2 separate regions of the Mus musculus genome follow, and region 2 is linked to region 1. A link is a loop called in an ENCODE intact Hi-C map of the cell type or tissue named here. Cell type or tissue: heart. All regions are shown on one strand. Links, peaks and the distances in the headings refer to the core of each region. The heading gives the core; the rest is flanking DNA. Region 1 overlaps Gm5737 (predicted gene 5737). Region 2 holds the start of Vwa3a (von Willebrand factor A domain containing 3A).

Region 1 (15,492 bases), core at 6,523-9,022:
CTGGGCCATCTCTGTGGCTTCCAGGTATATTTTTAGCTATGTGAATTGTTTTTAACATTGTAGCTGCTTCCCCATTAAACAAAAACACCACACTATGAATAGAAATGGTTTTGGCTGGAGATGCAGCTCAGTAGATAGAATGCTTGCTTAGCATGCCTGCTGAGTTAGATCCCCCCACCACATAAGCCAGGTATGGTGGCACACACCTATAATCCCAGCACTTGGGAGGTGGAGACAGGATGATCTGGATTTCAAGGCTATCCTTATCTGTAAAGCTTGTCTGAGGCTATAGGAGACAAACTGTCTCAAAGGCAGACAGACAGATAAATAAATACAGTTTTAAAATGGAGCACATCATCTTTCCCAGTGGCGTTAAATGAGGTCTTGACTGCATTGTTTGCTGGGTGCCTGGCACACAAGGACCCACCACTGCAGACCCTTTCTTTGTTTACACTCCTGTTCCCTTCTCCTGGACACGGCCATACCACCACATTTGCCTCAGATAAGGGGAGAATTGAGGAGGCAGAAAATGATCCAACAAGTCACTTATCTGTGCCCAACTCTATGCCAGCCCCTGCACCCTATACCAAGTATCCCTCAGTGAGAATCCTGCCGACCCTAAGCCTGGCCTGTGGTCTCAGCCACAAGGCAGAAGGCAGCCTGTGACTTCTTATCTCCCTCTTGTCTTTTAGCTACAAAAACAGGAGATTGAGTCTATAAATGTCGGAGGCACCAAACTAGTGATTAATGGTAGGCCCCCAAAGTGGAGTGTGGCGTGCTGTGTGATCCTTCCTCTTCTGTCTCCTGTCACTGGCCTGGCTCTGGGGTCGGGTTTGGGGATAAGGCCACGGAGGCAGGACCCCCTACCCTACCTAGCTTGTACCAACTGAGGCCAGTGGGAGGTAGATTATCTTTCTTGTGTACAGACCTGCTTGAACACCAGCAGTCTTAGCATGTCTAGGGGCTCAGGGTGAGGAAGAAACTGAGGAAAGTCACGGAGGCATCAGATAGAAGATCCCTGCCGGGCCCTCTGGATGTGAACTATCTTGACCTGCACTTTTTCCAGTTTTAGAACATCTTTTTTATTGTCTCACCAAGAGAGCCTTTTATTCTTACCTGCCCATGACAGGGTGGCCCTGGTGGACAAAGCCACACCAGAAGGAGGAATAAGAAGCTCTGGCCTCCAACATCCTAAGTTGAGGGAAAAGGCTTTTTCCTCTCAGGAAGTTCTAGATTCTGGGAGATCCTTGATGGTATGGGGCGGGAGATGAAGACTGAATAAAAATGGGTGGATTTGCCCACAGAGGCCTTTTTTTAAGCTCCCTGCTCACAATCTAGCTGTGGTGTGTGTGTGTCTCCTGCAGTCTGTGTCCGTCGGCGGGTTCCGAGACTCGTGTACACCAGCACAGTCAACGTGACGTTTGGTGGGAAGCCCATAGAACAGGGCAATGAGGAGTCCATTCCGTACTTCCCCCTGGACAAGGTACCAATCTCTGGGATGCAGGGTACAGGGTGGTGTGCCTGGAAGTGACTGCCCAAAGCACAGGCATGGGTAGAGCCAGCTCCATTTTTTTACTCCAGGTCCATCCCAGCAGGCTGGACTCCCAGACTGAGTGGTCCAAGCTTTCTCCCGTCTTAGTTTGTCTTGCCCATGAAAGCTCCAAAACCAGATAGACCTGGCCTTGAGCCCCACCCAGCCTGACACCTTTCACCTCCATGACAGGGCGTATCATGCACTTGGAACCTCTGTTTCTTCATCTAAGCCTGAGAACACCATGCAGGTGGTTTGTAGAGAGCAGCAAATGAGACTGTGTGCAAAAAAAAAAAAAAAAATATGGCACAGGAACACCAAAGAATGACATATGACTCGATCACCCAACCTATATCCAGTATCAGTGTCACAGGCCAGACATTGCAGACCTGAGCCAGGACTGTGCAGCCATAGGGTAGGCCACGCCCAGCTGGGTCAGCATTGCCAACAATATCACTGAGCCCATCTGGTGGCTGTGTTCTCCCTGTCCCCTGCCAGCATATGGACCACTACTCTCGAACCAAAGCCATTGCCGACCAGTTGACTCTCATGGCCAATGGGACACCGCTCCTAGGTAAGTACCACGGGGACATGCTTATAACAAGCATGCCTGCCCACTGCTGCCTCTCTGAAATGCACCACGGGGACATGCTTATAACAAGCATGCCTGCCCACTGCTGCCTCTCTGAAATGCATGTCCAAGACCCTATTTCCTTCTAAGTGACATCTCCCCATGATCTGGGCCTTTGTCCTTCAATGTGTTCAGAGCACCTGCATGAGCCTCTTCAACCAGGACGCAGCCTGGACTGTAAGCTCCCATGCTTGCAGTCTGGTGAGGAACAGACTTTGACAGCCTGACACGTGCTCTCTTTGCTGTCTTATGGGACTGGATTTAGTTTTAGCAGTCTTCTTTAACATTATAAATATGCAAGGAGCTATAGCTCTTTGGAAGGGACCATGCGAGTGAGAGGCTCTTGCATGAAACCTTCAATAATGTTCCAGAAAAAAAAACCTCTGCCTCGGCTGTCTCCCAGCATTCCCTTCTCTGGCGACAAAGCAATAATAGAACAGGAACAGTCTCCGCTTATGTGCATTCTTCATGTCAGGTCCTATTTTGCATACTAATTTCATATGCAAAAGGTTCATTGACTCCAGATCATTCCTGAGGGGAGATGGAATTTAGGCATCCCCGGTCTTCTACACAGAATCCAAATCCATGCAGACGATTTGCTTGTCATAAATCATTGTTAACTGTCTTTCTAAAATTCAGAAGCTAAAAGAAACCAGCTGACATGGCCTCATCTACCTGGGCCTAGTGGCAAAGTCCTGTCACCCCAGCCACTCAGGAAGTCGAGGCAGGAAGATCACAACTTCAAGGCTTGCCATAGCTACAGAGGGAGCTCAAAGCCACCCTGGGTTCTATGGCAAAACCCTGCCTTGAAAAACGAAAAGAAAAAAAAAGTAGCTCGGAGACAGAGTGCTTGCGCAGCATAGGACCTGTGTTCAACCGCTGGTACTGTGGTTCTCAATCTTCTTAAACCTGAGACCCTTCAGTACAGCTCTAATGTTGTGATGACCCCCGACCATAAAACCACTGCTTCCTAACTGTAATTTTGCTACTGTTATATATCGTAATGTAAATATCTGATATGAAGGCTATCTGATATGCCATCCCCAAAGGGATCACAACCCACTTCTCTAGTGCCATTAATTAAAGACAAACTTGGGAACCAATTGGATTTGGAGAGCAAGAGAGGCTTGAAATGATAGCCTCCAGTTTACACACAAGGAAGCAGAGACTGGTTAGCTGCCTTCGCTCAAAGTCACACAGCATTGGGTGGTAGAGTGGGACTTTTAAGCCCAGGAGCATCTTAGCACCAGAAACCAGGCCTGACCCCCTGTACTACTCGAGAGGCAGTAAACCAGGTCTCTGCGTGTGGGCTCTCTTCTCTGCAATAGTCCTGCTTTCCCTACCTCGCCCATCAGTGTGTGACCTCTGACCCTCATGTGTGTATACAGGGTTTCCCCAGGTTCCTGTCTCTGCCAGGGCACAGCTCTTTTCACCTACTGCCAGGGCAGACACCTAATCTTCTGTCTGGGAATTATTTATATGCATGTCCCCAGCTTTCAATGCTCAGAAGAGTCATGGATACCTTAGGCCTGCCCCTCCGTGACGTGGCTCCCCAGTGTCCCTCTGGTCACCATTGGCTGCAACCTGACCTCCCTCCACCATGCCCCCAGGGACCCAGAGTTTAAACTTAGCTATAGGACACAGAAAAGCTCAGCTGACACCTGCCTTCCAGGAGGACAGCCACGGTCACCAGAGGTCCATTACCGTGGTCTGTAATCCAGGCTAGTCCTGAGATGGCCTTCACTTGACTGACTGCCAGAATCCTAAGAAGTAGGTCACAGTGCCCTGTCAGTGTGTTGTATCCTTTTGCGCCTGCTTGAGTCAGTGTCCTGCAACTCTCACAATGACTTAGAACATTCTCTTGCCATCTGAAAGCCAGAGCCTGGAGTCTTGGTGTTAGCTAGTGTAGAGGGTTGACCTTCCCTTGAAGGCTCTGAGGAAGAGGCCTCTCTCTGTCTCCTCCGGCTTCAGATGACTCCTGACCTTCTTATGGCCTCCTTGGCCTCTGTTGGTCTCTTTCAAGACTCCTGTAGTTGGATTAGGCCCAGCTGAAAACCTACAATGATCTCAACTCACCAATATCCTTAACTACAACCTTAAAGGCCCTTTTTCCAAACACAGCCATATTGGCAGGTTGTAGCAAACATATCTTTTGGGGGACCAATCTATCATCCACAATACTGGGCTTCATTGTAAAGGGAAAGGTGTTTGGTAAAGATGGAAGGCTCTGTCCCTGGCTTATTCATGGGGAAAGGGAACATACAATGGAGGTGTCAGGAAAACAGATTTGTAGGAATAAAAAAGTCACTGGTTTAGAAAGGACAGATCATAAATAGCTCAAGGGCTGGTAGGAGCTGATGGCCAATGCCCTCAGGGTTTGTGGGCCTAATACCAATGATGCCATGAGATAGTTCCAGGTTAAAACATCCTAAGAACACCACCCATAAGGACCTCTGTGGGCGGTGAGGGGGAGGGTCCCCAAGGAAACTGGGCTGCTGTCAGCACAAGGTATTTATATTGGGCCTTCCATACAGAAGCAGGAGAGGTAGATGGCTTTGGCCTCCCGTCCTCATTGGCTGTGGGCCCCCCACCTCCACGTGCCACTCCTCTGCATGCCCCTGACCACCCTCTCTTCTGTCCCAGGAGGAGGCACCCTCCGCACCTGTGTGCTCCGTCCCCCAGGGATCTATGGTCCTGAAGAACAGAGACACCTGCCCCGGGTGGCGGTAGGTCTTCCTAGCCTTCCTGTGACCAGAGACAGAAGGAGTCAGGTTGACGTGGTGTGCATGCTGATTGGACTTTTGCAGCTCTGGGACTATGGCTGCAGGGGGCTCTAGGCTTCATGTCCTCACAGCCTAGTCAAGGAGACAGATGGCACAGTCATAACTTAGCATAGTGACGGCCAAGTAGAGAAACACTAGAGAAAATGAGCCTGGCAGGAGAGATTCAGGAGGACTTCCTGGAGGAAGGGATGCCTGTGGTGTCTGGAAGGAGGAAAGGGGATTCCCCCCACCTCACCCCACCCCACTCCACCCCCACCCCTGAGAAACTGAGGTAAGAAGAGGAAGGGATGCCTGTGGTGTCTGGAAGGAGGAAGGGGGATTCCCCCCACCCCACCCCCACCCCTACCCCACCCCCACCCCTACCCCCGAGAAACTGAGGTAAGCAGAGGAAGGGAATGCCAGGTAGAGGAGCAGCTTGAGCGCTGACCTAAGTGTGAGGAAGGTTAATGTAATGAGATCCCTGTGGCTGGGACTGACTGAGTGCAAAACTGTGGGAGTTGGGAAGGGCACCTAGGGAGTGCTGTCCAGCCCTGCTGCTTCAAATATTCCCCTGCCCAGTTCTTACAGGTCAACTACAGGGACAGTTCCCCATGCAAATACTTCCTGAACTACTCCAGTGTGCGCATTACTGCTCTGGCTTAGGGACAGAGCAGCAAATAGCAGATGCTCTTGCCCTCGTGTGGCTTCTGCTCTCACACCAGGAGATGGATTAAAAGAAATACGCAAGCTGAATTATAAAGAGTGTTGGGAGATGCCAAACGCAAAGGGAGAAAAGAAAAAGTGGATGGATGGAGGGGATTGGGCTTCTGGGGAAGTTGGAAAAGCCCCTTGGAGAAAGAAATATTTTAAACTTCCCACGGGAGGAAGGAGATGGGCAGGTCAGGCAGGCTCTTAGACAAGAGCCCTTACACGGGGCATCCTTTACACGGGGCATCTCCTCAAAAGTCCAGGAAGAGACAGACAGCCCTGGGGTCATGGTAGCCCAAGGAGTAGAGGGGGTCCATAGAAGGAGTTGTGAAGGAGCTGGCCCCGTCTGGAAGGGCTTCAGGCACTGTCTGCCTTTCAGTGTTCATATGGCAGCCCATGTGCTCTGCATTCATCAGATCAGGTGGTGCAGAGGGAATGGACAACTATGATGCATACAGAATCCATACTGGAGCTGCTGTCGCTCCCAAGGCGAGATGGGCTGCAGTGGTGTGGCTGGATTCTGAACAGACATAATGGTCGAGGCAGCTGGGTTTACAGCTAGTTTGAATGTGAGGCATGAGAAAAGTTAAGAAGCTCAAAGGTGGCCCAAGGTTATCTATGAGACAAGAAAGCAGAGATGTCCAGACAACTTGGGACATGGGAGGTGGGAGTCTAGCCTATGAGCGTGTATACAAGGCGTAAAGCCACCCAGGTGAGCTTGCACTGTCACCTCTCCCCCATGCCAGAGCCACATCAAGAAGAGACTGTTCATGTTCCGGTTTGGGGACCGCAAGACGCGCATGAACTGGGTCCATGTGCAGAATCTGGTGCAGGCACACATGCTGGCGGCCGAGGGTCTCACCATGGCTAAAGGCTACGTGGCTGTGAGTGTTTTGTGACATCCCTGTCCCCATAAGGAGGGAGGCCCAGAACTGTCAGAGAGCATAATTAGCTCACCGTGACCCTGTGACATCACAGCTTCCAACGGAAGCATGTCACAGTCCTCATGATACTCATCTTGCTGAAGAAAATGAAGTACAGTGAGGTCCTGTGAGTCCTTCGGAGTCACACAGCTTGTCAGGGTGGTCACCCTATTACCAAACTCGGGGCCAAAGTCAATCCTTCAGAAGCCAATTATAAGAATCAAATTAGCCCAGCCCTCAGGAAGCAGGGGCACATGAATCTTTTGAGTTCGAGGCCAGCCTGATCTACAGAGCGAGTTCCAAGACAGTCAGGGCTACACAGAGAAACCCTGTCTTGAAAAACAAGAGTTAAAAGGACCCAGTGATCCCTCCAGTCTGTCTTGGGGTCCTGAAGTGAGATTAAAGTTTAAATAGAGTCCCTGGAATATGCACGTTTCCACAGTCCTGCTCAAGGTCACTAAGTGGGCTTAGTCCTCAACTGTTAGGTGGTCTGAGTAGTTGTTACAATTGAATGAAAGGAGATAAACTCCCCTCTGGCTAGGGCCCTTCCAGTTTCCCAATATGAGTACCCTAAAGAAATTCTCTTTTTTTTGGGGGGGGGTGTCTATTGTTTGAATAGTCTGATAGTCAGATTGACAGACACCAGGCCCACAACATCCATGTCTCTTTAGAATACCATCATTTCTGCCAAGCCAATTACAGCTCTTCATAGAGAGTTACCCTGTCTTTCTTTAGCGTTGTCAAACCACATACTGCTTTACTAAGGTGTTGTCCAGGTCTCTTCCCAGAACTGCTTAGGGGGACAAGAGGGCCGAAGGAGCTTCCAGGAGCCAGGAGAAAGAGGGGATCAGGCTGTGGGCAGACACCTGACTGTACCTCTTCCCTCCTGTCACCCTCAGAGCGGGCAAGCATACTACATCAATGATGGGGAGAGTGTCAACCTCTTTGAGTGGATGGCCCCACTGGTAGGTGTTCTCCCCGACCCCTAGCCCAGAGTGAGTCTCTCAACCCCACCCTCTGTCCTTGTATCCTTTCCTTCCACCAAAACCATGAATTTACCTTAGAAAGCCAACCCTTTTGGCACGTGCCTGAATGGCACTGGGAGAGCCGAAGCTGGGCTGTGACTGCCCCCTAGTGGAACCATGTGTTCCTGCTTTTGACACTGACCTTTCTATAATTGCCTCCTGATTTGCACTGATTCTGGCCTGTGAATCTAATGTCATTTCTTTTTTTCGATGGAATCCAGGGCCCTTGCTAAAACAAGTGGTCCTACACTGAAAGGGGAGGTTGCTTGAAATCCCTAGGCAGGTATGTGGTCACCAGATCCTAGAGGGAGGAGGGAGTTTGGTCTCTGAGACCCCTGACCTCGTTCAACAACCCACAGTCTCCTTTGGACCAGGCCCATCTGGAAAGTGAGCACAGAAACCTGGGTAGAGGTATAGGGGTTATCGTGTCCTGCTGGGCCAGTGGCAGCTCTGGTTTGCTCTATTTAAAGAGCATTTCCAGGGGCTGGAGAGATGGCTCAATGGTTATGAGCGATGGCTGCTCTTCCAGGGACCTGGGTTTAAGGCCCATCACCACATGGCAGCTAGCAACCATCTGTAACACCAGTCCCAAAGGATCCCATGCTCTCTTCTAGCCTCCGCAAGCACCAGTCATACACACAAGCAAAACACGCCTCCCTACATGGGAGCTGGAGAGCTGGGTTCAATTCCCAGCACACACATGGCTGCATACAACTGTCTGTAACTCCTGATCCAAGGGGTCCAACACCCTCACACAGACATACAAGCAGTCAAAACACCAATGAACAGCCAGATGTGGTGGCACACGCCTTTAATCCCAGCACTTGGGAGGCAGAGGCAGGAGAATTTCTGAGTTCAAGGTCAGCCTGGTCTACAAAGTGAGTTCCAGGACAGCCAAGGCTACACAGAGAAACCCTGTCTCAAAACAAACAAACAAACAAAAAAGAAATCCTGTCTCGAAAAAAAAAAAAACCCACCAATGAACATAAAATAAAAATAATAAATTTTAAAAAAACAAACACTCATACATGTAGAGGGTTTTTTTGTAATTTTTTATGTTAAAAAGTACTTTTATTCAGATATAACTTACAAGTTATGCAATCCACCTACAGAAAGGATACAATTCAACATAGTTTTCTTTTTTAAATTATAGTCTGAGTTTTACAACCATTACCATAATTAAGTTTAGAATAGGTCTTCATCTTCAGAAAAGTAAAGCAGGCCTCTCTTGTTGGCAACGTGGCCCTGTATCAATTTACCCTCAAGCCCAACCCACCACAGGCAACGTGAGTCTTTCTCTCAACTGCCCTGCCTATGTTGGCTGTTTCATGGGAGGAGTGGCCTTTGTCTGGCTTCTTCCCCCTTAGTTTCCATGGTTGATCCACGTTGTGACATGTATTAGGTAGAGACTTCATTCCTTTCCTTTTTCTGTGATATGTGTATGTCTGCACCTGTGTATACAAGTGCACATGTATGTAAGCACACGTGCCTGCTAGGGTCAGAGGACAACCTCTGCTGTCATTCATTAGGTACACATGTGTGCACATGCACACACACACACACACACACACACACACACACACACACGGTGCTGGGATTGCATTACTGTGTATTTCTATGGAGTTTCCGGGCTAACCAGTAACTCTAAGCTTAGCTTCCCGTGGAAGAACTGCCAGAGTATTTTCCAGAGCCTGCAGGACTCCTGTCTGCTCCCCAGCAGTGGGAGAGTGCTCCCCAGCAGTGGGAGAGTGTTCCCTTTCTTTCCAGCCTGCCTGCCTTCATTAGTTTAGCTTTGACTTGAAGAGGTTTTATCCAGGTGGACAGCTCTATTCACTCCCTGCCCGTCTGTTTCTTCCAGCACTTCCTCTTGCTTTCCACACACTTGCTGAGCTTTATCTTTTTCTTTAATAGTACAGTCAGTTCTGAAAGAGGGGGAAAAAACCAGATTCTATTTAAGAACCTGGGAACAGATTCATGTGTGGGTGGATATAGTAAAAATCTAAATGGTGTGAAACAGTCTAAGTTTAAAAACCTGCCCTATTCCAGGCACTGGTGGTATACGCCCTTTAATCCCAGAACTCAGGAGGCAGAGGCAGGTGGATCTCTTGAGTCCGAGGCCAGCCTGGTCTACAGAGTGAGTTCCAGGACAGCCAGGGCTATACAGAAAAACCCTGTCTCGAAAAAAAAAAAAAAAAACAAGAAAAAAAAAAAAAAAAGAAAATACAAAACCAATAGATAAGAGATGGCTTAGCAAATAAAGAGTCCCAGGACCTATGTGGTTGGAAAAGAAAACTGATTCCAACAAGTTGTTCTTCTGATCTCCATATGCATCATAGTACGTGCCCCGCCCCCCCCCTCACATACACACACACCACATAAACAGGGAAAAAAAGATTTGTTCTGTTTTTAACTATTTGAATTATCCTGATCAAGGAATAGATTGGTGTGCAAAATGATGATGGTGGTGATGATGTCAGGCATAGTGTAAATGCCCTTGATTCCAGCACTCAAGAGGTAGAGGCAGGCAGATTTCTGTCATTTGAAGCCAAGCTGGTCTACATAGAGAGAGAGAGGCCCTGCCAGGAAGATATGGAAAGCAGGTAGTCTTTCTTTACCAGCCAGTGCCTAAACAACCCATTCTCATGTCAGACCGTGTTCCCTTGCAGTTTGAGAAGCTGGGGTACAGTCAGCCCTGGATCCAGGTACCGACCTCCTGTGTTTATCTGACAGGTAAGGAAGAACTTGAGTGTGAAATCCCGTGGGCCAGGTATGCAAACAACATGTGTGTTTTACATTATTGGAAACCCAAGGCCTGGACTAGGATGAGGCCAGCGAGGCCCCCATGGGTGAGGGTGATGGACTTTAAATAGGTTGTGCAGGGACACCCAGCCAGACCCTGCACGCAGAGGGGCAAATGTCTCGATATCACTACAGCTGTGTTGATCATAGGCCTACCCCGCTTAAGTTTGAGCCTCTAACAACTGTAACTGTGACTGTAACTCTTGTAAAAGAAGAGACTGGAGCTCTGAGGCCTGCCTCAAGTGGTGCAGTGACAGGAGAGAGGCAGCTATGACTCAGACTTAGCTGAAAGGCAGAGGAGGCCTGAGGCTTCCCTCTTCCAAAGTCTGGGGCATGTGGAGACTTTGACCTTGGACTCTCCCATTTACCCCTGCAGGTCAGTATCTGCTCCCACTCCCTGGTCCCACCCCACCAGGACAGTGTGCCCTGCTGCTGCCCTCTGCTGGCCTCCTAATAAGAGCGCAAGCAGGCATCAGGCTTGCTGTGAGCTGCCCAAGGGAACGGTAGCCCTCAAGTCACAAAGGGCTGTGTTTCTGTCGCATCAGAGGCTGGACCTACTCTTTTTAAATGCATTTGGGATGTTACTGAAATCAAAGACTTGTAAACTTGTTACCCAGGTGGGAGATTTCTGTATTCTGTACTCTGCCACAATGATTGATATGCATTACCTGTAGCCCAGGTGATGACAACTTGCAAGGATTGTATATAAATAACAGTTCTCTGTAAGCTAGCTGCATTTTGGTGCATCTTCACGTTGGCAGAAGCAATGGTGTCAGGACAGAAGGGAAGCACTCCCAATTCCTCCCTCTCCTACCCAAGTCAGCATATCAAAATAGGAGAGAGCCAGGTGTGGGAATCTGCACTTTGGAGGCTGAGACAGGAGGATCATGCGCTCAAGATCAGCTTGAGCTACCTAGAGAGTTTGAAGCCAGTCTGGTCTTACATAGTAAGATCCTGCCTCAAAAGAGAGAACTTGAAAACTGGCAAGATAGTTCAATGGGTAAAGGTGCCACCACCAAGCCTGATCTTAGGGAAGTTCAATCTCTGAGACCCACATGGTAGAAGGGAAGAACTGACTCCCCAAGGATGTCCTGCGTGGTTCACACATGCGCCATGGCAAATATACACCCACACGCATGAACACATACACGAAACACATGAATGAAACGTCATTTAAGAGAGACTGAGAAGCCGGGCACTGGTGGTGCACGCCTTTAATCCCAGCACTCGGGAGGCAGAGACAGGTGAATCTCTGAGTTCGAGGCCAGCCTGGTCTACAAAGTGAGTTCCAGGACAGCCAGGGCTACACAGAGAAACCCTGTCTCAAAAAACCAAAGAAAAAAAAAGAGAGAGAGAGACTGAGAAGCCAGTGGTGGGGCACACCTTTGATCCCAGCACTTGGGAAGCAGAGGCAGATGGATTTTCTGAGTTCGAGGCCAGCCTGGTCTACAGAGTGAGTTCCAGAACAGCCAGGGCTGCACAGAGAAACCCTGTCTCGAAAAACCAAAGAGAGAGAGAGAGAGAGAGAGAGAGAGAGAGAGAGAGAGAGAGAGAGAGAGAGAGAAAGAGAGAGAACAGAAACACCTTGAGCCTTCTCAGATTTGCTTGCATTCTTCAGACCATCATCACTACTTAGTACCATCTTACCATGACATATCTCCTAGCTAACAGGCCCCCAGCAAATGCTGCCAACTGAAGGGAATCCAGTGACCTTTTTAAAGGGACCCCTAGCAAGGCAAGACACGCCCCCAGTGGATGCATCCCTGAGCCCCTCTCACCTGCCCCCTCCCACAGCTGCAGTGATGGAGTACCTGCACCTGGCACTGAGACCCATCTGCACCATCCCCCCACTACTCACCCGCAGTGAGGTAAGAGGGGTGCTGAGGGGTGGGGGAATCCCAGCCCTACACCGTTCTCCTCCTCTCCACCATTGCTGAACACCTCTGTCACAAGATTCTTCTCTGCAGTCTCAGAACCTTCCATGTAGACCCGAAACTACAGCCCGCTCCTTTCTAATGCTCCCGACCAACTAAGTTTTTGCTCAGACGGTGTTACGTACTGAAAATTGGACCGCTCCAAATTCCTATTCACAGCTGTCATTCCAGCTATAGGCAGCTTATCTTCTAGCCAGACCTGAGATCCCAAAGACGACACTCTTTTGAACCCAAACTCTGAATATACATATACATGTACATATATATACATACATATGTATGTACACACACACACACACTCACACAAATTCCCAGTGGCCCTAGACTCATCACTCATGTTTTTCACATGCTTAGTACATGTTTATTTAACAATAAGTATGTATTTGATGCCTTCTTTGTACAGAATATCAAAACCCTTCTCATAGTTATGGCGCATAGTTTGGGAGTGTTGTCTTGTTTTTCGAGACAAGTCTCACACTAGGTAGCTCTGGATATTCTGGAATTCACTGTGTAGAGCTGGCCTCGGACTCACAGAGATCCACCTGCCTCTTCCTCCTGAGCGCTGGGATAAAATGTGTGCACCACTGCACCAGCTGATGTCTGAGTAGTTTTATATTTGCTTAGCACGAACCATCCAAAAAGAGGACATTTTGGTGCTGGAGAGAGGACTCATCAGTTTAGAGCCCTCACTGCTCTTCAGACGACCCAGTTTGATTCCCAGCATCCACATGGTGGCTCACAACCATCCATTGCTCCAGTCCAAGGGATCTGACGCCCTCTTCTGGCATGCACCTGGTGCGCATACATGCATTCCGGCAGGGCATATAAAATAAATAAATCTAAGAGCTTCTTTTGGTTGTTTGTACAAAGAAGGTCTCTTAAGTAGACACTAAGAGTAAGACAGCAGATGTAATTTAGGGCCTCTCTCATTTGATTCTCCTTAGTGTTAAATTAGGAAGGGCAAAAGATTATGCTCTTCAGCTTATGATGAAAAACCGGAAGCTTGTCTAAGATCACGCCACATGGGGATTGGCTTCAGGATGCTAAGTTCAGGGCCCCTTACGCTGAAAGGAAGAGAGGGCATGGAGAATATTTCCGGGAAGCCACTGCCTACATCTTCCCCAGACTGATGGAGGCTAGTGACAGTCCTTTGGTGTCATGTGATAGTCACTACCACTGGAAACTATTACCCTGTGCTTGTTCAGAGGAGGAAATCAGAGACACCGTGAAGCTACCTACACAAGATCACTCACTTACAGGGCACTGGTGGAATTTGAACCCAGACCTAAAGCCTCACCACTGTCTTATAAAACACCAGAAACCAACAAGGTAAACAGCTGTCAGGAGTGCTGAGGAACTGTAGTCAGGCATTGACTTGGCTAATGCCTGACTTCCTCTTGTCTAAAGTGTGGGTTTGCGGGTTAACTCGTTGGTTCTAGGGCAAAGGATCTGGGGCAGTTTGGGGGCGACAGGTCAGTTGCCGTCTGCTGGCCAGTCTGTGAGACACCAATCAGCTCTTTAGCATTTAAAAACCTTTCATTCCTTAAGCACCTACTATGTGCCAGGCACTTCACTGAGCACTAGAGGTGAGAAAGACTTGGTGCTTACCCCAGGAAGTCCACAATCCAAAGAGGAAAATGTTCTAGAAACCAGGCAATCCAACTGGGTGATAAGAGCTACCCCGAGATATGAGGAGGAATTTTCCAGCATGCAGGAGAGCCACCTACGCCCTGAGGTCACAGTTAAACCGGACCTCTGTGAGCACTGTGCTAGGACCTGCTTGCCTACCTCACAGCTATGTCTCCCTGCAAGAGGAGCTTGGTTGACTTTAGAATATTTACTAACCTGCATTCCTCCAAGCCCTGAACGTAGTATCTGGGGCAAAACAGACAAGAATTGGTCTGTTTCCCTCACTGGGGTCTTCAGACCAGGGCTTAGCCCCAAAGCCCTGTCTGCACCATGAGAGAACCACATAACCAATGTCTAGCTGGAGAATAACAAGCCAGGCAGGAGAGCACCTCCAGACCCCAGCATGACCAAGAATATGGCCACTTTCTAAAGTGGATCTCCTATGTGACCCTAGGCAAGTCACTTAAGCTCTGTTCTTCAATTTCCAATTATGCAAAGAGAAAATCGTGCCATCACCGAGGACAGAAGTGTATAAAGGGCCCACAGCAAGTGCAGTGGGAGTTCTATCATCTATGGTTGTCATTTATCACCTTGGAAGCAGGTGGTCCTCAGCCAACCGGCAGCTGGGGATGTAGCTCAGACTTAAAGAGGAATCACTTGTTCGTAATTGAATCCCTCCCTTAGAGTCACTTAGTTAACCAGCTGAGAGGACAGGAAGGTTCTTCTGGAGGCCCCGCCCACTACAATTGGTCTGGAGCTGGCAACAGGAAGCCGACATCCTCCTTTGGAAATGTTTATCTGGAGAACCGCACCCCACTACAGGCTGTGGAAACCTTCAGTCTGCCCTGGTATTCAAGGATGCATCTAAGGGTCTCCAGGGGTCTAGAACGGCGCTAGGCTGGGAAAAGAAGGAGAAAAGAGGAACGAAACAGGGTGAGAATTTAGCAGAGCCTGAGGGTGAGATACCGAAAGGTCATCGAGGAGGCTGCGCCCTCCAAGAAAAAGATCTCAGAAAGGAAGCCTCCCCCTCAGGAAGGCATCAGGAACCAGACGCAGCAGCTGGTCTTTAAACCCCAGTGTGACGGAAAGGCAGTCTGCCCTTTCCTTATCCTTTTGGTCAACAAGGCACAGGATGCTCTCCCACTAGCCCAGCCCTCTGCTGCTCCGCCTCTCCCATAGGTGCTCAGCGTGGCCGTGACGCACACTTTCCAGATTGCCAAGGCCCGCACTCAACTTGGTTATGCGCCGGACAAGTTCAGCTTCGCCGACGCAGTGGAGCGATATGTGCAGGCCACGACCCCGCAGCCCCGCTGTTGCATCGTGCTGACGCTCCTGCGGCTGCTGCTCATGCTGCTGCTACTGTTCGCCCTGCTCGGCCTGGCCCTGTACTTCCTAGGGCTGCAGCCTTTGCAGGCGGTGGTGGAAAGGCTCTGAGCCCGACCACGACCACGACCACGACCTCGCCCACGTAGTAGCTCGCTATCTTTCTACCTGGCTTGACCTCCCGGTTTAGGCCCGCCCCTGCCTCTTGACTCCGCCCCGATTCCTGG
Region 2 (15,492 bases), core at 6,211-8,710, 84 kb before region 1:
GGGGTTTTTTGTTTGTTTGGTTGGTTGGGGTTTGTTTTGTTTTGTTTTGTTTTTTGTAGAAACAGCAATGCAGCTGATTCTGAACTCACAAGTACTTTTAAAACCCAGTCCTTTCCTCCCCACATTCCCATGCCTGTGTCAACACCTCGATTCTTCCTGGGGAACACTTGTTTGAATCTTGTCACAAGGGTGTTTCATGGCAGTGGAGCTGAGTTTGTCCTCTCTAGAGTGAATGGCAATTCAAGTATCCCTATTAGTGGGCAGAGTACAAGTCTTACATAGCCTGTACTTCAAACAAATGGGAATGACTCCTAAGCAACTCGATTCTCCCTCACAGGATGGTATTCGGAGATGGGTTACCTGCTCAGATCTGACCTAGAGTGGAAGACTTGGGTCAGTCCTCACCAATGTGTCTGTTATTCAGCTGTCTCAGTATTAAATTGTGAATGAAAACCCAGTGTTTGGGCTCATACAGGAACCTTGGAGAAGTGGACCCCTCTGTGTGAGAAGCCTGCAGTCAGTCGGAGGAAGGACGCTTTCCACCACCTGTTCCGTCCAGGCAGTTCTAAAACCACCACTAGACATGTTCTGTGGACATTCGGGATTGGGCTTTGATCAGTCATCAGTCAAATGGGTCACTCTGAAGGAAAGGTTTGGTGGTTGGCATTATACCACTGATACAAAGTATTAGCAAAGTATAGTTCAAATTAAGTGACATGACCAAGAGCTTTTCTCTTAAAAAAGATGGATTTTATTGTAAATAGTTTCTCAAAATATTTTTAACTGGATCATGAGCATGGGGAGAGAAAGTTTCTCAGCTGCTATGAATTTCCCCACTGTTTACTTCTCTCATTTACAGTGGTATTGCATAAGATTACAAAATGTTAGGTTTTATTTGTATCTATTACCCAAACCATTAAATTGTCTTTAATTTCATCATTGTCTTGGAAGGCCAGTGCATGAAGAGCTGATGGGGGAAGCCCCTCTAGCCACTCAGCGCTCTAGCCCAGGATTAAGACCATCCCATCGAGTAGTGTGTCAAGTCCAGTCTTTGTAAACTCTCTCAGACCAAACGTTGTTGAAGTGGACTAATCCGTGTAATCGGTCCTGTAAGTGGACGGACAAACAGCTGCCAGCAGCTGCTTTTAAAAGGTCACTATGAGTACTACATAGCACAGTATTAATTTATAGCAGGAATCATATCTTGTAAAATGTATATAAAACACTTTTATGGTGCAATCATTTGTCAAATTTTGTCTGTTACGTTGTTCTTAGAGTGTACATTCTTCTCATGCCTAAGAATATCACTGTAAAATCTGCTGAAAACTATTTTTAGGTTTTATTTGCACAAGACTGAACTAGTTTGAGTGTTTAGGAAGCTCCTATCGAACAAGCCTAAACATCTGTATAGATAAAAATCTTCAATTCATTAAAAGCAACCATTAGTACAATTCTTTCCAAAGGTAATCCATGTTCTGTGTTGTTAGTGTGGGTGTGATGTTTCTGACTTCTCCATCTCTCACAAGCCTGGTTTCTGTTCCATCTGTTTTGTTTTAGAAAGATGCCTTTTTTTTTTTTTCTTTTGTAATGTTCTAGATGACCAAAACACATTCTTGGGTTTTGCCTACAGCTTTGATTTCTCCGTGTGGTGTTGTGCGAGTTCACTGTTTAATCTCTTCAGTGAAATAAATAGTCCTGGTGACAGGCAATCTATTGGTTTAGAGGAAAGGTCCTTAAGAAGTGTTGGAAACTAACTTTGGATCTGTTCTTAGCTGTTGTTTTGCATCATGGACTTCATGAGAAGAACATGTTGCATTTATTTTGTCTTTATTAAAAGACTACTAGTCACCGGTTACTCTGGTTATAGTAACTGTTATATCAACCCACTTTGATCTTCTTTTTAAAATTAAATTTACATTCACAAGTCAAAACAATAAGCTGTCTTTTAGAAAATTTTTGAAGGATAAAAATAAATGAAGGAAAAAGGTGGTCTGTGTAGGTAGAATTGTCTACACAGAATTTTAGTTGTATTGCCTTGAGAGATTTTAGTTTGTGGTCAAGGTCTGTATATTATCCAAAACTTTATTAAGAATTGTTTTCTAATTGGTTATAACATTTTTTCAATTAATAGTTTCAAAACAAATTGTTAATACAACTGTATAAAGTGAACATAATTTTCTTCACTTGTATTTTTGTTATTGAGCAAGTTTATCAAAATAAATTGTCTACTAAAGAAACTAAAAAGGCTTCTATTACTTTTAATACATTTTGATTTTAAATGTTTATTTCTAGAGATGTAGCTGTCTTGTTAAAGAAGTAACTTGGTAGAGTGTGTTCAGTCCCCAGCACTGAGTAAACCAGGTATAATGGGACTTGCCTGTAACTCGATCATTCAGGAGGTAGAAGCCAAGGCTTAAGGTAATCTTCAGCTACATCGCATCGTTGCAAGGCTAGCCTGTCTGGAAACAGCACAGTACTGTAGCATTTTCCCTTACAGAGACCTGGCCTCCTGGTTGTGTTAGTGTTGTATGTGAGGGAGCTCCCCTCCTCCCTGGACAGTCTTTGCTCACTTTAGTCAGGAATGAGACTGTGCCCCATAGTCTCAGATGTTTGGGTCTTGGTCCCCAGTTGGTGGCTGTTTGGGGAGGTTTAAGAAGAGGTGTCTCCTTGAGGAAAAAACATGTCTCTGGGGCTGGGCTTTGAGATGTCAGAGCTGCATGCCATTCCCAGTCCTCTGCTCCAGGCTTGCAGTCCACAATGGGAGACCTCAGCTTCTGCTCTGATTGACGCCTCTGGAACCGTAAGCCAAATAAACCTCTTCTTCTGTAAGTTGCCTTCGTCGTTGTGTTTTATCACAGCACCAGAAAAGCAACAGCACAGTTGTCACTGATACTCCACTCTATAGATCAGGACAGTTTCCCAGTAAATACTGGGCCCTTTTCTCTGGCACTTCTCACATGGCTTTGATATTTCATATTAATTGTTTAAGACAGATCTATTTGTCCATTAAAGCAGCTCTCTCCTACATCGCCTTGATTTTCGTTCAAGTGCAGTTGAAAAACCAAAGATCTATTTGGTTATCCATATTGTCCTGGAGTAAAAGTTACTCTGCACATCTCACAAAGATGTGACTGGCCCACTCCTACACACTTGACGTGCTGATACGGTCAGTGTCTAGCAAGACGGACTTACTAGTGGGAATGCCACCGTATGCTTGCCACTCTTCACACCACTGCTTGCTCCATCAGCAGCTGCCTCTGTCCCAAATGCTATTATGAGGGCAGTTCTCACAAGCCTGTGCTGACATAAAAGGATTTTCTTTTTAACAACTGTGTGTGTGTGTGTGTGTGTGTGTGTGTGTGTGTGTGTGTGTGTGTGTGTGTGTGTGTGTTTAACAAAGCCAGCTGGGCAGTGGTGGCGCACGCCTTTAATCCCAGCACTTGGGAGGCAGAGGCAGGTGGAATTCTGAGTTCAAGGCCAGCCTGGTCTACAAAGTGAGTTCTAGGACAGCCAGGGCTGTACAGAGAAACCCTGTCTCGGAAAAAAAGAAAAGAAAACAAACAAAAGACAAACCAAACAAAACAAAAAAAACAAAGCCCAGGGGCTGGAGAGATGGCTCAGTGGTTCAGAGCACTAACTGCTTTTATAGGGGACCCTTTGGTTCCCAGTACTCACATTGGGCAGATCACAATCACCTGTAACATCAGCTTGAAGAGATCCAGTGCCCTCCCATTGCTTCCATGGGGCACTGCACACACTACACACACACACACACACACACACACACAAAAAGGCGTTCTTTTAAAGCCCAGGAATGTTGAACATAAGTGCCCACTCATAACCCACCTTCCCAAGAAACATTAATAACTTATTGGGTATTCTTTTTTTCTTTGAAAGTTTGTTTTTAAATAGTTACTCTGTGACAATTTCTGACACAGTCACAATATATCTTGATCCTATGCACTCCTCCTTTCTCCCAACACTGCCACAACCCTTCCACCTTCACTTCTCCACTGTAAATTGTTCTTAGTAACCCATGGAATCAGTCCTGCTGCCTGCGTCACAGAACAACCTACCAGCAGACACACTGGATGGAAGTTGCTACCCAGCCCCCACAGCCATCAGTGGCCATAGCTCCGCAGCTGAAATAGGGGATTTTCTTTCTCACAGACACATTCACTATTATAAAAGTAGAGCCTTGTTATTTCTTGGATATTCCAGCAGGCATTTTACAGTTGGTGAGTTTAACAAGAGGTGATATTCTGTACACACACATATATGCCAAGACTTTTTTAAGTGGCACTCCATCTTATAAATAATATCTGGGTACACACATCATTTATCTATGTAGGTTATTTCTCCTTTGAGGGTTGGGGGGGCGCTTTTGAGGTTTTTTGTTTTTTGTTTTTTTGTTTTTTTTTTTTTTTTGCTCGTATAAGTAATGCTCCTGTAAACTCAGATTACAAACAACTTTACCAAATACCAATACTTCACAGCCTACCAGCCTGTTGGGGCAGTTCATATTTTTGCAGGGTGTGGTGGGTGGATAATGGTGTTCTGAATGTCTAGGGAAAGGAAGTAGCATTAAATCAGGCAGTCTGTGCTTTTCTGTGTCATCGTTAACCCTGTGCAAGAGGAGAGCTGGCTCTCCAGGCTGAAAACTGCCCAGGCTCTCTCAGGAAGCAGTAGTAGTTGGTTTAAGTTTGGGTTTCAGACCCAGCTCCCTTGACTTCAGGTGTAGGACTCCTGCAGCAATGCCTTGCCAACTTGGCCAGTCTAAAGGAAACAAAATTAGCTCCTCCGTGTTGCATGATTTCATTGGCTCTGGCATTAGAAGCTAAATCCATGGTTTGTTTCTAGATGCAGAATGCAGAGAATCACAAAAGGACCTTATTTAAGAGCTGCTCCTTACGGAGAGCACCTGCTGAATATTATCTTCTTTGTTCAAAGGGAAAAAATGGGAAAATGTACTGAAAATTGTCTTTAATCGCTCAGTTTCTTTCTTGTCAAGGCTCATCTTTGCACTCATATTCAATGGAATCACACAGGGTTGGCATCTCTAATTGGTGAAACTAAGACCACCACCCATTGGTTTCTAGCACGTTTTCAAGATTTGAACCCCCAGGGAGGTATCACCAAACAAGTTGCTCCCCATTTTCCTCCAGGGGCACTTAAAAACCAACCGCATTCTTCTTCCTTGGAGGTAGGAAACATTAGTTACTAAGGTAACCAAATAAAGGATCTATTTGTCCTCTGTCCACACATATGCTAATAGGACTTCAGGTGTCTCATGCTGAGTGTCACAGTGGCCTTCCTGTGTCCACCCCACATGTGGGGTATGACAAACTGGTGAGCTAGGAATTCCCATGGGTACCAGTGACCCATCTCATCTCCTTTTAGGTCTTACCATCTCACCAAGGTATTGCTACCAAGCATGAAGCAGGCCTCTACTACTTCTAATTTTCACAGTCTGGTTTCTTGATATCTGTCTTCTGGAGAAAAGCAAAGATCAAGGTGAGAAGGGTTGGCTCTGGTTAACTGGCTTGTTGTGCTACCACAGGAACCTGAGTTCAGATCTCAGTGCCCACAAAACAAACCAAGTGTGCTCTTGTGCAAGCCTGTAAACTCTGGTGCTATGGGGGATGGACAGGAGGACTGCTAGACTTAAAAGAAAGTAGAGAATGATAGACGAAGACACCTGACCCTCTCCTCTAGCCTCTGAACACCCATGTGTGCATGCATAAAACACAAAGACAAAAAGCAAAACTTTGGAAAACCTGCCCCTTTCTTCATATGGCTTAGTGCCTGAGCCCACCTGCCTGCAGAGCTAAACAGCAGCCACAGTCAGTCACGTAGTTGGTTCAGGGAACATGGTAGCGTGTGACCAAGGAGCCAAGCTTAGGACTTGGTTGGAGCTCCTGGGAAGAAAGCTCTATCAGTTGCTAGGTTATGGGGGCAGAAATTGGTGCTGCTGGGCCCGGATATCCCTGCCAAACCTGAGGAGCCTTGACCTGAGAATTGAGCCATCCCAGAAGAGAGCTCAGGCATGGAGACCATTTGGCCAAAACCTCCTCACCCCCACCCCCCACCTTAAGCTAGTTTGAGTTTCTCTTAATTCACAGGAGCTCGGTACACTCCCCTGTGCTTGACTTTAAACACATCCCTCCCCTGCCCTCCTCCCGTCCTTTGGCAGCCTCTCTTAGTCAGGAATTTAAAACGCAGTTGACTTCATGCTGCTTCTCCACCTCACAAGGAGCACCTGCTCCGTTTGCAATAAAGGAAAATACAAGTTAATCCCTCCAACATACATCCCATGATGTTACCAGGTGAGAGCTTTTAAAAGAGTGACCAGAGAGGGATGAACAGACCCTACCAGCTCCAAAGAACTAATGGTAAGAAAACAGATACACCTACCCAGGCAGACAGACATACATGCCTTTCATCTCAGTACTCTGAGTTCAAGATTGAGTTCCAGGACAGCCAGGACTACACAAAGAAACCCTGTTTCAAAAAACTAAAACTAAAACCAAAGGAAAGGAAAACAGACATCCCTGTTGTGCTTTGATACTCAACAAGAGCCACACTCTAGAGATCTACAAAAGGTTTGCTGCTGGGTGTGGTGACGTGTGCTTGCAGTCCCTACCCTTGGGTGGCTGAGGCAGGAGTGGCTGCACATCACAAGCCTGACACACAGCTTTCTCCTCTCCCTCTCCTGTGGTCTCCATAAGCCATCCTGGCTTTCCTTGTAGCTCAGGTGGATCCAGAATGTGCTTAGTGGGCTCAATGAAAGAAGGCTTCCCTTGAAATGTTAAAAAGGGAAAACAAAACAAAACACCGAAAACCCTGTGTATCTCAGAAGCAAGGGAGATGGGGAAATGCCTTTCTGGGACCCTTACGTTTCAAAAAACAATGCCAAAAAGTTAACCAGCTTCCACCCCCACCCAACCCTTGTATCTAGGGCCTCACAGAATATAAGCTGGCCTTGAAATTCTGTACCCGTGACCTCCCACCTAGGATTCCCCTCAAGATGGGCACATGTGCTCCTGACCTTCATTCACATCACATCTCATAGCACTGTCATCCTGTCGTCCCCTCAAGCCTTTCTGACCTGCCCCTTGCCCGCCTTGTTGGTGTTGGCAAGAGTGCTACATGCCCTGAATTTGCACAGGGCATTTGCAACCCACAGAGCCTGACAATTACCATTTTCTATTTGGGAAGTTTGGTTGTTTTTGATCTGGCCTGGAATGAGCACCTCAAAGACAAGTCCCCAAGTCACCGGAGTTCCAGCTTCCGGAGCAAAAGGTTCCGGAAATGAAGACCAACTTAAGGGTGTCTGGAATGAGAAGAGCTTAGCCACTTGCTAGCTGGGGGACCCTGGGTGGAGCCCCTCATCTCTGTGTCTGTAGAAAGGTGCCAAGGAGTGTGAAACTGTGTGCCAAGTGCTAGTTACATCACAATCACTTGAGGCCATTGTTAAAGGGTCCTGCTGCACTGCAGCACAATCCCGGGCTACTCTCCTGAATGAGACCAGACCACACAGGTGAGTCCTCTTGAGTCCCTGGGTTTGGGAACTGCTGGAGTGAATGACCTTTGTAGCACCTGGCTGCGGAGACACTGACCTGCTGACTCCAGCTGGGCGTTGGCCTGGTGCTGCCAGATCTCCTAGGGCTGCTTCCCAATCCTCAGGGGAACTGAAGAGGAAGGCTCTTGGGCTTCCCTTGCATTGTTCCTCCATTCCGGCCACAAGAAGGCAGCAGGCAACAGGGCTCCACTGGCCTAAACCATACATAGACCTGGCTGACCCAGAGGTTCTAAAAGTAGAAAAGCAGGTCACATCCTGCCTTTATCAGGAAAAGAAACACAGATTAACCTGACAGAGGGACTTGCAACAGTCAAGGAGCCCCTTTATCCCTGGGGTGAGCAAGCTCTTTGCCTTTCCCTGCCCCAAGCTGGCGTGGTGCAGTCTGTTACCTTGGAGACCAGCTAACACTTATCTCACAGGCAAGCTGCTCTATAGCGTTTGTTTGGAGGAGCTTGGAGCAGAGAGGTCCTGCTGTGCCTTCTCCCAAAGATGGAGATGTAAATGAAGAAATGCAGATGGAGGTGAGTGTCACAAGGGTTGGCAAGTGGGGAGAGAGAATGGTTGAGCATTGGCCAAAAGAGAAAGATTTCTGTACTTGGTGCTGAGGATCTGAAACAGTGTGGAGACAGCAGGACTTCCATAGAGTTTCCACTGTGGGGTAACACGTAGGATTCTGGGGTTTCTTGGCAGACAGGGGGTTAAGGATGTTTGTAGAAGTAAGCACAGCTTGAGGATGGTTAGTGAAGTGTGTGTGTGTGTGTGTGTGTGTGTGTGTGTAGAGGTTTCCAAGGAGCAGAGCGGGTGACGGGTGGGGTTGAGAAGCAAGGAGTTGTTCTGAAAGAATGGTGAGCCTTGGTAACTCTTGGGTCCCAGAGTTACCAGGAACTTGGCAGGGTTCTATGCAAGAGCGATGGCTCACTCTGGTAACATGGACTGCACAGGAGCAGTGGAGTAACTGTAGTTAGATAACAAGGCCTAGGCGCTAGGAAGATGGCTCAGCAGGTAAGAGCACCGGCTGCTCCTCCATGGGACCCAGGCTCAGTTTCCAGGGACCTACTGCCCTCCTCTGGCCTCCTCCAGCACCAGGCACACACGTGATACACATACATATATACATGCAGGTGAGATGCTCAAACATTAAGTACATAAATCTTCTTTAAAAATTAAATCATGCACATAAAAATAAAATTTGAAATCTACAATAACAATAAACAGGCCCTGGGTCAATGAGCTTGCTCAGCAAATAAAGGCATTTGTCATCAACCTGACAACCTTGTTGATTCCTGGGACCCACATGGTGGAAGGAAAGAACCTCCTCCAAGCTGTCCTTTGAATACAGGTACATTGTGGCGTGTGCCTGCAGGTACACATATACGCACATACACACACATACGCTAAATAAATACATAAGTAAGTATAAAAAATGTTAGCCCTCTAGATTGCCTATGGGCTTTTCATGAATTAAATATTTGAGAGTTTCTTAGATTCAGATGTTAACCAACTGGGAAGGTAGCTGACTTCTTTTATCCAATAACTCTCATAACAATGCGCTTTGATCAAAACACTAATCTGCCCATGGGATCCCTTCATTCTCCTATGGTACCCCCCCCCAGTCACCCAGGGCAGTGCATCCGCAATGTACCCCGCTCCCTTGGCTGAACTCCATACCTGCATGGTCACAGAGGTTGGAAAACAAAAGCCAAGACTAACTGGAACCCTCAGATAAGAGCCTGCACTGGAAGGGAAAGGGGTGGGCACTGACTGGGGGCGATCCAGGCCTCCCACGGAAAGAACAGGCATCCCTTCAGGCTATCGGAGGGGCCCTAGGGTCTCGTGAGTTATGAGGATAGCTTTTTACATTTTTCCTCCAGGACAGGGTCTCACTATGTAGCTCTGGCTGCCTTGGAACTCACAAATAGACTAGGGCAGCCTCAGCTCACAGATACCTGCCTACCTCCGCCTCCTAACTGCTGAGGTTAATGGCAAGCACGACTAGACTTAGCAAGGACGACGGCATTGTTTGAAAGTTTCTTCCTCGTAGTTTAAAAGTATTTTCTCATAGAAGATCTACTTCAGTTTGTCCTTGGGGACATTCTGGAATTCTCCACTGCACTCCACATTCTGAAATTCCAGAATGCATCTGAAGGTATCTGGTAGACTTTTTCCTTGTGATAAAATTTAGAGCCAATACCCAAGATACAATTCACAAACCACATGAAACTCAAGAAGAAGGAGGACCAAAGTGTTTATACTTCAAACCTTCTTAGAAGGGGGAACAAAATACGCATGGAAGGAGTTACAGAGACAAATGTGGAGCAGAGACTGAAGGAATGACCATCCAGAGACTGCCCCACCTGGGGATCCATCCCATATACAATCACCAAACCCAGACAGTTTTGTGGATGCCAACAAGTGCTTACTGACAGAAGCCTGTTATCGCTGTCTCTGGAGAGGCTTCACCAGTGCCTGACAAATACAGAGGTGGATCCTCACAGCCTACCATTGGACTGAGCACAGGGTCCCCAATGAAGGAGCTAGAGAAAGTACCCAAGGAGAAGGGTTTAGCAGCCCCATAGGAGGAACAATATAAACTAACCAGTACCCCCAGATCTCCTAGGGACTAAATCACCAACCAAAGAGTGAGACTCATGGCTCCAGCTACATATGTAGCAGAGAATGGCCTAGTTGGTCATCAGTGGGAAGAGAGGCCCTTGGTCCTGTGAAGGCTCTATGCCCCAGTGTAGGGGGGAATATCAAGGCCAGGAAGTGAGTGTAGGTGGGTTGGTGAGCAGGGGGAAAGGAGAGGGGATAGGAGGAGGGGGTTTTCAGAGGGGAAACTAGGAAAGGGGACATTTGAAATGTAAATAAAGTAAATATCTAATAAAAAAAATTTTTATGGAAAAAAAAAAGATTTAAAGCCAAGGGACAGGCATATTACACGAGTTGACAGCAAAGGGCCTAGGAACCCAGTGGGTAGCAGGCTCTGTGGGTTAATGGTGAGAGCCCTCTGCCTCATCCCCACAGGGTCCTTGCTGCTGCTCTACCCTTCATGCAATAACTAGCTCTACGCATCCTTTCAAGCACAGCCGTCTATTGGGAAACATTACAAAGTTCTTGCCCTCAAGCCTCTTCAGCGGGAGAAAGGAGGCCAGACCATAACCACGGAGAGAGAAGGTGACCCGTGCAACAGAGGGCAGTGCAGCCACACACAGGGGTGCTATTGCAGTTAGGTGCTCACAGACAAGCTGCATTGGTACCCAGTCCTGAAAGGGAAGGCTATATCTTCTTCATCCCTGCCCCTCCCAGGATCAGCACACTCCATTCCCCAAGAGGCACTGCGAAAGATCATGGGGTGGATACCTGGGATGCTTGAAGGTACAGCTCATGCTCCAGTAACCTGGAAAAAGGAAGCCTCAATTGAGAAAATGCCTCCGTCCGATTGACCTGTGGGCAAGCCTGTGGAGCACTTTCTAATTAATGCTTGATGTCACCTCCAGGCAGGTGGTCACGGGTTGTATAAGGAAGCAGGCTGAACAAGCCCCAGGGAGCAAGCCAGAAAGCAGCGTTCCTCCATGGCCTCTGCTTCAGTTCTTGCCCTGGGTTCTCATACAATATAATCTGAATACAGTTCCAACTCCATCCACACTCCTCCCCGATCCTCCCTGCTCCTCCCTGTCAGTGTTCTTGTTTCACAGCCACAGAGGAGCAAACTGGATACTTATGGTGTTCTACATTTCTGTCACACTTGGCAAAGTATTCTCACAATGTCGTCTTGGCTTTTGACAGTGGCGTTAGTGGGCAGAATGGTGATTACAATTCCCGTCTCATTCTCAACCGAAAAGCCGAAAGTCCAGGGCTCTTGTGTTAAGCTTCATGTGGTCAGCCCTCATCTAATTGCTCACAGAGTCTCCCCAGAATTCAGTAGTTTAGACCTAGTCATTGCAAAATGCTAATCGCTCCCCAAGGAAAAGGGAATGAGACCCTGGGGGTTACAGAGCTTGGGGTTCCAGTGTTCTGAGAGGGTTTCCAAGTCTTTGCCATAGGAATGGTCTCCAAGGGAATCACACTGAGGAGGAGCCAGTTCGATTTTATTTTATTTTTAAAGTCATTACCACTTTGTCCTGGAGTGTCTCCCAAAACAAACCACCCCTGACTAAAAGTTAAAGGCCAGAAAAGGAACCAACAAGCTGCGGAAGGGCACAAGGCAGGCAGTGCGGAGTTCGCAGTTCACAGTGAAGCCATGAAGCCACAACCCTGCTCAGCTGCTCACAGCCTGTGCCTAGCCCCACAGTTTGGTGTGGAGAGAGAGAAGGGAAGGAGAGAGGGAGGGAGGCAAGTGTCAGAAATGTTAATGAGCCAGCTTGCTTACTCTACTGTGAGGAATTTTAATGAATGATGTATCCCATAGAACACAGAAGCCGGTAATTAGTGAGTTCTACAAGTACCTGGGATGAATAGAAATCCCAGAAGCAAGACCTCCTGACCTTCCTTTCCTCAGTTTTGCCACACGCCTGTGACCCCAGCACCCAAAAGGCTGTGGTAGGAAAAATTGCACAGTGGAGGCCAGCCTGGGCTATGTCACGTGACTAATTTCCCAAATAGCAAACACAATCTTCTCTCTCAGCTGTCACTCCCATGCAACTTACGGTCTAAAGGGAACAGTGCCAGGTTTTAAACAGCATGCTAGTGACTATGATTCCAAGCTAAGGTGAACCTCTCCAAGGGAAGGGGCATAGGTACATGAAAATCCACACAAAAAGGAGTCTGAGATAGAAAGGAAAGCTGGCGAGTTCTCTAGAGGCTGTGGTGGCTTAGCTGAACCACCTAAGACCAGTAATGTGGGGACAGAAGAACGCCCCAGAGTACACAGGGGAAGGTCCTATGGTTAAAGGGGCTGTACAGCTTTCTGGGACCTCCCATGACTGTGGTGGGAGGGCAGTGGTAAATTGGGAACTCTAGAGAGAGAGGTAGCCAGCAACCCAACCACGTGGCACCTGGAAGGTTGCTTTTAAGGGAGCCACCCTAGAAACAGAGGAAAGCCTTTGAACAGCAGAGAATTTATTAGATAAGGAAACCAAGGGATGCCACCCTGCAGCTGACAAGAGAGGTCAGAGGACCTCAGGCTCAAAAGCAAGAGGCACAAGAGGAGGCAAAGAGTACAAGAGCTGGAGGAACTGGGAAGGGTTGTGGGAGACTTTTTGAAGGCATGACGTGGCCATTGCACTCCTGAACTCTGCAGCTGTAGTTATTTGTACAAATGTCCACAAGCTTGTCCCCCTCAAAAACTGTCACAAGGGATGGAATGGACACGAGGCTCCAAAGGCTCCGTGAGGCTACAAATCCAATTAATAGTCACTGGGAGAGCCGGGCGTGGTGGCGCACACCTTTAGTCCCAGCACTCGGGAGGCAGAGGCAGGTGGATTTCTGAGTTTGAGGCCAGCCTGGTCTACAAAGTGAGTTCCAGGACAGCCAGGGCTACACAGAGAAACCCTGTCTCGAAAAACCGAAAAAAATTGTAAATAAAAATAAAACAAAAAGTGGAGACACGATGGGACTGATTGGAAAGAAGAAGGGGGTTGGTGAGCAGGGAAGACTGCTTGAAACTGTCAAGCAGAAGTAGAAAGGTAAACACCAAAATATACTATATAACTAGGTGTGGTGGCTCACCTCTTCAAGACCCTTGTGAGTTCAAAGCCAGCCTAGTCTATCTAGTGAGTACCATGACAGCCAGGACTACACAGTGAGGTCCTGTATCAAAAAACAAACAAAAAAGATTATATACAGGTGTGAAAATGTCATAGTGAAACCTATTATTATATGTAATTTATATATGCTATTGAAAGCTTATGAAAATGGGGGCGGGGGAGAGAACAAGAGAAAATGCCAAGGAGCCCAGGGAAGATGGAGACATTTGGGAGAGCTAAAATTGATTAGATTAGAGGATGGATTCAATAACAGGAATGAACATCAAGAACAGATCAAAAATGGTGGCTTCTCCGAGCCAGAGAACAGGGGAAAGAGGACAGGCCTATGTGGAACCTTCATCTTAGATGGAGCAAGTTTGAATTCCCCAGCAGAAATATCCAGTGCCAGGGAGCACTGTGAAAGCAAGATGCAGCTCTCCCAGGGAAAGGGGATGAGAGAGGACTTGTTCTCAGCCAGGATGAGAGACCACAGCCCAGCAACAAGGATTTGGGTTGTCTGTCCTGAGTACTACATTCCATGTTGTAAGTGGTTGTGTGAACTTTCTTAATCAAAGAATAAGAGTCTTGAGTTAAAGCATGACGCAGTGGTATCAGTGCCCCAGTTAGATAGGTTACAACTACGTGGGGAAAACCTATAAATATTATCAGATGACGTGGAAGCTAGTGTTAATCCCACTGAAGGAGAGTAAAGACCACTACCCAAATTAGTCAAGTTTAAAGCAAGCTTTATGATATGTGCATATTATATAGCCAGTCCAGAGACTGCCTCTCCATAACTGTAGGACTTGAGAGGTCAGCCCCCAAGATAGGAGAAGTGGGAGTTTTATAGCCTCAAAACTGCAGGGCTGGGGTTTACAAGGAGTGGGAGATTTTTCAGAGGCACTTGGTTACGTAGGAACTTGGCAGAACAACTCGAAATTATTTGGCAGAACATTGTATCTTATCAGGGTAGAGGTCAGGATACAGTCAGGGAGCAAATCAAGACATGGTCAAAACTTTTTACAGAAAACAGGAATGAACTTATTTTGACTTTGTAACAAGTTGACTTCTAATCTTAAAATGGAGTTACACTGGCCCATCAGCTAGGAATCTATTAATACATATCAAAGCGCTTGCCCGGGTAGTTGAAAGAATGTTAGGTCTGAAACAGTGGTGGATAATTAATTGAACTAAAAACTGCCCACAGCCAGAAATGGTGGCGCACGCCTTTAATCCCAGCACATGGGAGGTAGAGGCAGATGGATCTCTGTGAATTTGAGGCCAGCCTGGTCTAGAAGAGTAAATTGCAACATAGTCAAGGTTATGCTGGAGAAACCCTGTCTCAAGGGGGGGTGGGGGCATGGGGGGGTGGAGACCGCCCTGTAACTTTAATTTTTTCAAACCTTATTTTTAATGATGATTCTTAAACACTTCAACCTCCCTTTTAGTCCATCACCCACAAGAAATAGTGGAAAATAAAGGGTATGGGGACGTGAACTTGTCTAGAAAGGTACCTTGGAGCAGCTCCCATCTGTGTTGTCTGGAAATCGGCAGTTCAGTTCACAGGTTCGCAGCAGCAGCAGCTCTATCCACTCATAAACACATCACGGATACACCAGCAGTCCAGTTTGGTAGAGTCGGGTTAGCAACAGTGACACAACCTAGCAGAGACAGCCAGGCCCTCAGCCTTGGCTCAAGTCACCAGGAGGGACCAACAGGAGAAGTTCTCAGCTGTGCCTCTCTCAGGGAAGTGAAGATCAGCCAAGACATGGGACCCACAAGCATTGCCCAGCTAGCTGTACCAGCAAGCCAAGCTTTGTTTCCATCACTCTGTGGAGTCCTATTTACACCCTCCAGACATCACATGTTCTCCATGTGTCTTGCCTCAGTGTGGGTCTTGCCTCACCACGGGCACCCAATCAGCCCAAGTCTCCTCAGAAACAAACTGCAGGACTCCATCAGCAGGTTTTTGGTGCAGTTCTGTCCATGGAATCTTGACAAATGCAACTCTGTACACAATGTAAGGCAGACCAATACATGTGTGTTTGTTAGCAAAGAATCCGTAATCACATGTCCTTTCACATGCTTGATTTAGCAGAACGTCCTCTCTCCTGTGTCTGCTTCAGTGAAGACTCATTCCTTCATGAGTCGGACTTAGCCTTTCACACCTGTGTCCACTTTAACGAAACATTCCTTCATGTGTTTGCCCCAGCAAAACACCATCCA

Evidence for each region. Peaks named below come from ENCODE experiments on the same cell type or tissue, not always from the same donor. Only the 100,000 strongest peaks of a DNase experiment are listed, where the experiment ranks them.
Region 2: it touches region 1 in a loop (2.5-fold over the local background); 3 of 42 quality-filtered maps call a loop at or near these places.

The regions. Positions count from the first base shown.
Region 1 is chr7:120,815,818-120,831,309 of GRCm38, forward strand. It overlaps Gm5737 (predicted gene 5737), which reads left to right. Exons shown (of 12, transcript NM_001370881.1): 4 at 693-750; 5 at 1,365-1,483; 6 at 2,030-2,105; 7 at 4,806-4,888; 8 at 6,379-6,516; 9 at 7,455-7,520; 10 at 10,247-10,310; 11 at 12,174-12,247; 12 at 15,122-15,492. The coding sequence ends at 15,376. Among named protein-coding and RNA genes, the nearest start is that of n-TLtag1, 12 kb to the right of the region's middle. In heart, for the core only: a CTCF peak has its summit at 7,691 (motif pointing left); a DNase peak (open chromatin) is centred at 7,556.
Region 2 is chr7:120,732,028-120,747,519 of GRCm38, forward strand. It overlaps Vwa3a (von Willebrand factor A domain containing 3A), which reads left to right and starts at 7,530. Exons shown (of 34, transcript NM_177697.3): 1 at 7,530-7,916; 2 at 8,002-8,103. The coding sequence starts at 8,084. It overlaps Mosmo (modulator of smoothened), which reads left to right. Exons shown (of 3, transcript NM_001164580.1): 3 at 1-2,827. In heart, for the core only: CTCF peaks have their summits at 7,752 (motif pointing right) and 8,669 (motif pointing left); a DNase peak (open chromatin) is centred at 7,724; H3K4me3 peaks cover 499 bases; H3K27ac peaks cover 1,244 bases.